Linked DNA regions of Homo sapiens: region 2 is linked to region 1. A link is a contact called in ENCODE Hi-C or POLR2A ChIA-PET data. All regions are on one chromosome and are shown on one strand. The core of a region is the stretch at or near the end of the contact, and the rest is flanking DNA. Distances in the headings are between cores, read along the strand shown. Region 1 overlaps TNS3 (tensin 3). Region 2 overlaps HUS1 (HUS1 checkpoint clamp component).

Region 1 (4,712 bases), core at 590-3,089:
CCCACCATGTACCACCTCTCTATCGGGTCAGTTTGTGTTGTCAGGAGCAAGACCGTGATATTTATTTTATATATATGTGTATATATATTTTATATTATATATTTTATACGTGTGTGTGTGTGTGTGTGTGTGTGTGTGTGTGTGTGTGTATCCTATATGTTGGGATATTTTGTAGCCATGAGAATTAAAAAAAAATAGTAACACAGTAAATCGCCTGGTTTAATACTAGTTGAAGAAGTAGAATATAGACTTTATGTGTAAGGGTTCTGTATGCCATCCTTATCTTATTTATTTTATTTGTTTTTTATTCTGTGACCACACAAGTCTGTATTTTTCAATCTTTTCTGATCCTCGGTACCTGGAAGGGAAACATCATGTAAAAATGCAATGTGTTTTCTGCTTTCATCTCTGATGTCAAGGATTTGTCTAAAAGCTTTTTTTCCCCCTGATTTGTGAGTGTGAAGATTTTAGATATTTTTTTAAAAAATTAGTATTAATTAAAATTAAATAAAAATTAAAGTATTAATTTTTAAAATATTAAAATCTATTTTATGCAAGGCAATTTTTCCTCTCTTTTATAGGTATTAAACCTTTCAGAAAAGAGATATGACCTTACGAAGCTTAACCCAAAGGTACAGAGTTCATCCCTTTATATTCTGCATTTTGTAAAATGTAAACAATGCTTATTTTGTGCAAAAATAATTTGCTACTAGTCTTTGTGGAATGTGACTTGATAAGGAGTATTAGGAATTGTTCATATCAATTATTTTAATTACTTTTTTTTCAGTTTGAAATAGTTAGAGATTCGTAGGAAGTTGTGAAAATAATACAGAGATCTCCTGTACTTCTCACCCAGTCTTTCCAGTGGGAGAATCTTACAACACTAATAGTGAAATATCTAGGTCAGGAAGTTGGCATTGGTATAGTCCACGGACCTCACTCACATTTCCCTGGTTTTGCGTACATGTGTGTTTCTCGGCATCGTGTGTATAGATGATAAATACTAATATATATGTATAGAACAAATCTATACACATGATGCTTCCTCCTCCCGCCTCCTGGGATCTTTCATATATACTGCATATATATATGCATGGAACAAATCTATAACAAATATATGTATAGAATAAATCTAAACTGCATCATGTGTATAGATTTGTTAAGCCACCACAAACAAGAGACAAAACATTTCCATCAGCATGGGGCTCTCTTCTGCTAGTATCTCTTTATGGTCATACTAATCCACTCCTTTCATGATAATTTTCATTTTTTAAAAAATTTTTAAAATTTTTTCAAATTTTACTTTAAGTTCTGGGATACAGGTGCAGAACGTGCAGGTTTGTTACATAGATACACATATGCCATGGTGATTTGCTGCACCTATCAACCTGTCATCTAGGTTTTAGGCCCCTCATGCATTAAGTATTTGTCCTAATGCTCTCATTCCCCTTGCCCCTCACCCTTCATGATCATTTTCAACAGCAAAGTTTGGGATAATTTTAAGACTGAGTCAACATAAGTTGTGGTACATATATGTATGTATATTCTATATGTTGAAATATTTTGCAGCCATTAGAGTAACAAAGCAGAAACATGATAAGTTGCCTATTTTAATACTAGTTAACAATAGTAGAGTATAGAATTTATGTATAATAGTATCTCAATTATGCTAAATGTATACAGAAAAGAGACTAAGGGATTCATGAAAACATTGCAGTGGTTATCTTTGAGTGGTGGCAGGGGTAGTGACTTTTCCTACTTCCTGGCAACTTTCTGAAATTTCCAACAGTCTTACACTATTTCTACGACTTTCATCATAAGATAGAGCTCCTTGTCCTCGTCCTACTGACAAAAGGAAATCAAAGGAAAAGCAACACCCCCGTGTGGCCACTGTGGGCCACTGTGGACTTGTGTGTGCCTCAGGACGCTCAGAGCTGCAGTTCTGCACCGAGTCACTGTGTCTTTAGCACATGGTGGTGATTTTCTTTGTCCAAGCACCAAACTTAATTAGAGTTTTGAAGGTGCTTCCTCCTTAAGTGCTGCCTTTCCAGGAGATTGTCTCTGAGGTGTTGTCCGCACGGTGTGGGAGATGGCTGGCTGCACTCTCCAAACTGGGATTTTAACCCGAGTGGGGAGATTTTGGCAGCAGCTTGGGCCTAGGACTCCTGTTTGTGATCTCACTGGACTGCAGCCCCGTCCACACAACCTGCACCATCAGCAACTCAAAGACCTTTCTAGAATTGTCACCCCAGCTGCAGAAGAGCAGATGAGCCCCTGGAAGAAGAGGCATCACATGGGCAGTATAATGCTTTATTTTTTCTTCCCAGTGAAGGAAGTTGATCCTCATGCTCACTGAGTTTTAGGAAAGGGTCACCCAGCATGTTCTTTACTCCCAAATGAAATGTACTGATGATGAAAGAAGTCATTGTGAGATGGCCTCAGAAGGTTTTAGGAAATGGAAACCGAGGAAGCTCCCCTTTCTTGTTGCAGATCATGGATGTGGGCTGGCCAGAGCTCCACGCACCGCCCCTGGATAAGATGTGTACCATATGCAAGGCGCAGGAGTCCTGGCTGAACAGCAACCTCCAGCATGTGGTCGTCATTCACTGCAGGGTGAGTGCGCCCCCTCTCACATTTGGGGGTCTGGCTGGGCTTCAGCCTTTGGAGTTGAGATGGAGACCAATGCTGCATCTGAGCACATTTCCGCTTTGAGCTGGTGCGATGTGCTCCTTATGGGTTTGTCTTTAGGTTTTCCTACTTGCTCTTAAAGAAGGAAACAGAGTTATCACACCTCCCCAAGTTTGGCTTTAGAATTTATAGGATTGTGGTCCCTGAATGTGTAGCTGGACATTTGAAACTGTTGACCCCAAATTGACCACGATTATGAGAGCAAATCGTTTCATTTTTATTAAATTTTATTTTTCATGGAAAGCCCTCCTTTTCAAAAGAGCTATGTATGCCCTTTTCAGATGGACTGTGTCAGACTTTCCATGCCATCTTGAGTTATGGTAATCAGTTGATGGACTAGATGATGGCATGATGCCATTGCAGTAAACGTGTTGTCCTTTCCACGTGGAGCCATTGCAGTGCAGACATGGCCTGTACATCTTCACAGAGTGGCCGGGACTGTCTGTCTGTCAGCCCCAGCAGGGTTGGTGGATGCCAGCAGCCCAGGTGCATAGCTGGTGGGCACTCCTCCTCCTGGCTGCATCGGGCTCCTTCCATGCTTCCTCCTCCCACCTCCTGGGATCTTTCCTCTTAATTCCCAGTTTTCTCAACTGCTTTGTACTGCTCCTCAAATGTGATTGTTGTTGAAAGGGGTTGGACTGAAAGCAAACTCACTGAGGGGTAAGTGTGTGAAGCTTAACCCTCCTGCCAGAAACTTACTATTAGAGAAAAGCTCTTATTCCAGTCACACCTTGAGTCAGGGAGGAATCCTTTGGGAAAGGATGTAGCCAGTGGGCTGGGGTCACTGTTCATTAATGGGCAGCTCCCTATTTTGTGTGTTTGACAAAGCATTCTTAGGACCATCAAAGTATCTAGGAAGTGTTGACGGTTCAAGATAGAAGTTTTTTTTTTTTTTTTCTTCCGGACTCTTTTACACTAAAAAACTGCACAGAAATCCATTGTATTATGGAATTTAGTTTGAAAGAAGCTTCCCTTTGAGTTATATTAGACTCTCAGTATATCTTTCCTGCAAAGGCACTAGGTAGGCTGGCTTGTGGATGGTGTTTACAGCTGTAAGGCATATGATGACCACTTGATGTGCAGAAAACTTCCATCGGGGCACACAGATGTTATTTGCTTCTCTCTAGTGTTGTCTCTTTCCTCACATCTAACTTGATCATATTTTCCCCCCAAATGGACAGGTACACCCATTAGGACCACCAAATCGTCCGTGATGACCTGATCTTTTCAAGTATTATTTTAGATTATGGATCCTTCACCCAAATTGTGTTTTGGTGCAAACTAAGAGAGAGAGAGAGAGAGAGAGAGAGAGAGAGAGAGAGATAGACAGACGGACTTTTAAATAAATATAATTCTTGTTAATTAAAACAACCTATGCTTTTCAGGCTTGGTGTGGTGATTTTGACACAGTGAGCCTGATATTGATGGATCATCATTGCCCAGGATCACGTAGCAAGCTGTTCTAAGCAGCATTCCTGAGCTGTGAGCCTGGGCCCAGCAGCAGCACCTGTGGAAAGTGCAGGTTCTAGGGCACACCCAGACCTGCTGCCTGCTGCATTGTCAGAAGTCTCTTGGAGTTGCTGGACTTGAAAAGTGCCATCCTTGGCCATTTATTCCATTTTAGTTGTTGTTCACTTCAATTTTTTAAATGAAATTGAAAGAAATGATGAGATTATTTAAAACATATGGGTCCTAGTGGGGACCACCTAGAGCTTTCTAAAATGCATCCTTTTGCTAAGCAACTTTCGGCTTTCTGGACAGCTCTTGTTAGTGGAATTCATGGGAACATGTTGAAACTTCTCAGAAGTGATTTGCTAATGGCTTGCCCTCTTCTGGTGCCATGTAAACCATTTTTGAAACGCTTAGAAATTGTGCCCTGAGAGATAAGCCCTCTTTTAATTTGAAATTGCTGATGTCGATGTTAACAGAAGTTCATCATCATCACTGCGGGGGTGAAATCGCTGACATTTGGCGAAATCCGCCTGCTTTGCAGAATGCGCGTTTCCTTCCACACATGCCAGGAA
Region 2 (4,712 bases), core at 1,109-3,608, 530 kb before region 1:
AAGAGGGGTGCCCGATGGTATATGAGGGGATGGCAGAAGTCTGGTAGCCTGGGCGTGTGGAGTTTGGCTCAGCCATCCTCAGTCCTGGTAACCCAACAGCAGCCCCAGACCCTTCTGGATTTGGACATTTCATTTTCCAACATGTGAGTTTATTTTCTAAATAAATGGCTATGTTCTCATGAGATTCTGAAGGCCTTATAGTCATATTAAATGTGTGTTTATGACAAATGGTTGATTTATATTTTATAAAAATAAGACACTGATTTCCACATTCTTCTCATTTTCCCCCTTCCTGTTTTGTAATGGTTATATTATGTCTACATCATCAGAGCATAAAATTTTATTACTACACGTTATTCTGTCCTCTTCATTCCTGTTGTTTAGTTTTGGTTCTAAAGGTCAAAATAAGGCTCACACTGTTTATGCTGTAACTTCTCCAATGATTTTTTTGGTTATTAAAAGCCTATTCTCTAGCATATCACTCAAGAAGGACTCACAGGAATAGGATTTCATTGGTTATCATGTGTTTATAATGTCAGTTTGGCTCACTGCACTGCATTGTCTGCTGGTGTATATTATTGCTATCAAAAAGAATGACTCCATTCTGATTTTGTTTCACAGCTTGGATTTATTCATTTGAAAGTGGGGACTAAATACCCTGGGGATTTTTCCCATTTTTCTTTCAATCCAATTGTCTTGACCATCCGGGGTCAGTTTTCCCAGGTGTGTGGTGTGTCCTTTCAATATGTGGGCCGAACTCTTCATTCACTTCAGGAAAGTTTTGAGCTGTAGTTGATAGCATTTCTTTTCCAGTGCTTTGTTTTTCTTCTGGGACTCAGAGGGCTTGGATCTTCTCCACTGTCTTTATTATTTTCTGTCAGATCCTTTTAACTCTTTGTTTCTGTTTGGTAAATTTTATCTTTCTCCTTTCCATCCCAGTTTCTCTTACTATTCTCTCTGTGGTGCCTATTTGCTCTAGTCTTCCTTCTAAACTAGTTTCTGTTTCTGAAATTTTTCCTTATGTTTCTAATTACTTCCTGTGCTGTCAGCTGTGTTTTATGTGCGTGCTCTCTGGTCATCTCATGTCTGAGCTTCCCTAATTCTGATTTATGTTGTTGTGTCATAGCGTCTATTATTGTTCATTTCTCTTTTTTTTTTTTTTTTTTTTTTGAGACAGAGTCTCGCTCTTTCACCCAGGCTGGAGTGCAGTGGCGCAATCTCGGCTCACTGCAAGTTCCGCCTCCCGGGTTCATGCCATTCTCCTGCCTCAGCCTCCCGAGTAGCTGGGACTACAGGCGCCCGCCACCACGCCCGGCTAATTTTTTGTATTTTTAGTAGAGACGGGGTTTCACCGTGTTAGCCAGGATGGTCTTGATCTCCTGACCTCGTGATCCGCCCGCCTCGGCCTCCCAAAGTGCTGGGATTACAAGCGAGAGCCACCGCGCCCGGCTGGTTTTTCTGGTTCTTTTAGGAGGAAGTTTCATTGTAGGAGTGAAAGTGGACCAAAATAGTTTTCTAATTTAATGACTCTAGAATTCTCTATTCTTTGTAACCACAAAATATTAAAACATGCATCCTCACCACATCCCCAGGACTTTCTGAGATCTGTCCCTCTTTTTCCTTCATTTAAAGTTTCATTCCCTTTTTTTTGCCCAAGGTGCCCATTCTGCTTAGTTGAGGCTCTTACTTCCCGTGGTTCCTTCTCAGTGCAGGACTCTCTCCTGCTGTGAGGGAGTTCTCATCAGCTCCACCCAGCCCTCCCTAGAGCCCTGCCCTTGTGCTGCTGTAGTCTCCTGGCAAGTCCTCTCGGAGTTCCACCTGTTTTCACATCTTCACTGAGTTCTTCATTCCGGGAGGCAGGCAGGGGGACTTCCCCTTTGAGATTTTTGGGAGATTTCTGAGTTCTTGGCTCTTGGGCCTTATCTTCTCACTTTCCCTGATAGCACGGGGGTCTCAGTGTGCTCTGAGGTGTTTTGAGGTTTTGTAGGGTACTTTGTCATCTGGTTGTGTGAAAGCTGTTGCCCATGGAGTTTTTTTCCTTTTGGCTTCCTTTTCTAAGACTATGTAAAATACTCAATTTGCAGGTTATTGAAGCAAACCTAGATGGAGAATTGAATTTGAAAATAGAAACTGAATTAGTATGTGTTACAACTCATTTTAAAGATCTTGGAAATCCTCCATTAGGTAAGTTTTCTAGTGGGTTATATTTTGCTTTGGATAAGTTAATTGTTTCAGATAACCTACCTGTTGAGGTCTCTTCATGTAAAAAGGTTGAAATTCAGTTGACTTTGTTTCATGCTTGGGTGAAGAACAAAGGAATTGAGACTGGACTATGTATCCCTGTGGTGTAGTGGGGCAGTTAGCCACCAGGGGGAGAAGCTGTGCCACCAAGTAGCTGACAGATCTGTGCAGGGTCTCCATCCTCTGTAGAATTCGGATCAAGTTACATAACCTCCAAGATCCCTTCCAGCTATTCAATTCCTGTCCTACTCCTAAAGATTTCTATTTCTCACCTGGCATGGATTCAGAAAGGTAGATACATTTGTTCTTATATTCTCCTCCTTCAGTTACTTCCATATGTATGAAATTAGTGTAGCAGATGCAAAACTGTTTCACTTGATCACATTTCTTATCTCATACAAGGTAATAAGGGACGATAGAGTCAGTTCAGCAAGTGGGGAGAGAGGGGACGGTTGGACAGTTTGGTGAGTTATAAGCCAAGAGGGGGTTAGAATCATGGCTGGAAAGTGGCAGCTGCACAGTAGCAGGGGCTGCCTGAGCAGGAAAGCAGGTAAAGGACCAGGGGAGAAACACCTGGGGATGATGAGAAAATCATTTTATGATACATAAGTGTGCCAGAACCAATAAAATCGGCCCTAGTCACATTTAAGTTACTACGAGTCTGCTTGAATATAAACACAGATTTTAGCATAGAGTTGGAAGGAATTTTTACTTTCTAGTTAAGAGCATCCTGCTCCAGCAGAGTGAAATCCATACGGTTATGCCTTTGATAATATTGTGTAAAGCGATTCATTCTGATGTCACTCATTTTGTTTCTTTTAATAAACATAAGGTGGGACTTATCTTTGGTACTTTCTCAGAGGTAGAAAGGATGTTTTCTTTTTTTTTTTAATTCCACTCCAGAATGACAGGCCTTGTATTAGTTAATGTATATATTTTCACTCTTAAAATACATAGTAAGTACAAATAAATAAAATTTTCTTTGACCTGAAGAGGGAGATTGAGTTATATTTCAAGTCCCCTGTAAATAAAGATGCCTTGGAAATTATCATAGTATTTTAAATAGTTAGGACCTAATGCTTAATGAATGACAACATTTACAAGTTGCAATATTTCTTCAGGATGCTAAAATCAGTGCTAAAGTGAATCATTTATTTAAGTAAAATGCATTGAGTATCTCCAGGTTTCCTGTTACGTGGGAAGATGTTGTATTTAAATGCATTCCTATCATTTTAGCCTCTGAAAGCACCCATGAGGACAGAAACGTGGAACACATGGCTGAAGTGCACATAGATATTAGGAAGCTCCTACAGTTTCTTGCTGGACAACAAGTAAATCCCACAAAGGCCTTATGCAGTGAGTGTGCTTCTCTGTTTTGTTTTTCATATTCTTTCATATTCTAAATACTGCAGTCAACTCTAGTCTAACAGATTGCATATAGTCTCATAAATCCAAAAAAAAAAAAAAAAGCTCAATTATGTGGACTTTAACTTCCTAGAACAGTGGGGTTTTTTAAATTTTCCTAGATTCAGAAGTACCTAAGGTGGCAGCAGAGAAACAACCCCTGGGCACTCTGTTAGGGCCTGAAACCTGCAGCCACACTGGTTGGTAGGTGGGTTGTGTGCTGCCTCAGTTGGCCAGCACACCTGGAGATGCCATCGGGAGAATGGGTGCAGATCATCCCACCTTCTCCATGGTCATCTAATTTGACCTGCTCAGAGTGCCAGACACGGTTTGGCTTGGATTTAAGTTTTCCCTTGTGATGTCTTGTTTCCTTTCTGTGGCTATGCTGGCCTGCATTCGCTGCCCCATATCTGTCCCTTGGCTGCTGGTTGTTAACAGTTGCCTCTTGATTCTGGCTGGGCCCCATCTTGTGAGGTCACACACCTGCTCCAGCACTCTTCATCTACTGACCACACATGAGAAAGGCATTACCTGCCAAGAGCTTTTCAAGGCATTTTTGTCACCTTACTACTGAAATCACAGCAACCTAAAAGCGACTGCATCCTGGATTTGAAGTTCCACGTTTTGTAGCATAGCTCCCAGGCTGAGCTGAGAGGGAGGTTGAGCCAACACTGCACCTCATCCCCTTCAGATCTGCAGTGTGCTGTAGAGAAGGAACAGAAGATTCTAGGTGGCAATGTCAAGGACCAGCCCTTTTGAATGAGAGACATGAAGAGAATCAGAAGAGACCATGGGAGGGGCAATGGGTGTTTGGGAATTGGGGAAGGTGTCACACAGTTGGAGTGATGGGCACAGAAGGAGATATCGCCAGAGAAGCAGCTCTGAGGGTAGAGATGGAGAAGCTAGACTAGGCCAGATCATGGGGAGTTTTGGGGTGAGGTACCTGTGCTGCATTTTAAGGAACTTTGACATGGACGATGTCATATTTCTAGGGCTGAGCATAGTGGGAGCTGTGTGGCAGTGCAGGGTCCTTAAAGGTGCTTCTGAGAACCTCGATGTGCATGGAG

Evidence for each region. Hi-C counts contacts between places; a loop is a spot of excess contacts on that map. ChIA-PET counts read pairs that join two places held with the same protein, here RNA polymerase II (POLR2A). Pooled maps may share reads with other maps.
Region 2: a loop to region 1 is called in a pooled map, with 6 times the contacts of the local background. The contact joins two enhancer-like sites. A Hi-C loop is called at or near these places in 1 of 37 single-sample maps with no recorded cell type and 4 of 50 pooled maps. POLR2A ChIA-PET finds 5 or more read pairs at or near these places in 2 of 52 experiments (Panc1 and activated B cell).

The regions. Positions count from the first base shown.
Region 1 is chr7:47,433,183-47,437,894 of GRCh38, reverse strand. It overlaps TNS3 (tensin 3), which reads left to right. Exons shown (of 31, transcript NM_022748.12): 7 at 582-632; 8 at 2,491-2,613. Among named protein-coding and RNA genes, the nearest start is that of SNORD151, 29 kb to the left of the region's middle. Within about 2 kb of position 1,839, at least 3 of the 41 ENCODE cell types and tissues checked have a DNase peak (open chromatin) inside an H3K27ac peak, as active enhancers do; they include Panc1, where a contact is called at or near this core.
Region 2 is chr7:47,966,691-47,971,402 of GRCh38, reverse strand. HUS1 (HUS1 checkpoint clamp component) reads left to right here. Exons shown (of 8, transcript NM_004507.4): 6 at 2,085-2,184; 7 at 3,478-3,597. Among named protein-coding and RNA genes, the nearest start is that of HUS1, 11 kb to the left of the region's middle. RefSeq lists a silencer at 2,217-2,511. Within about 2 kb of position 2,358, at least 8 of the 41 ENCODE cell types and tissues checked have a DNase peak (open chromatin) inside an H3K27ac peak, as active enhancers do; they include Panc1, where a contact is called at or near this core.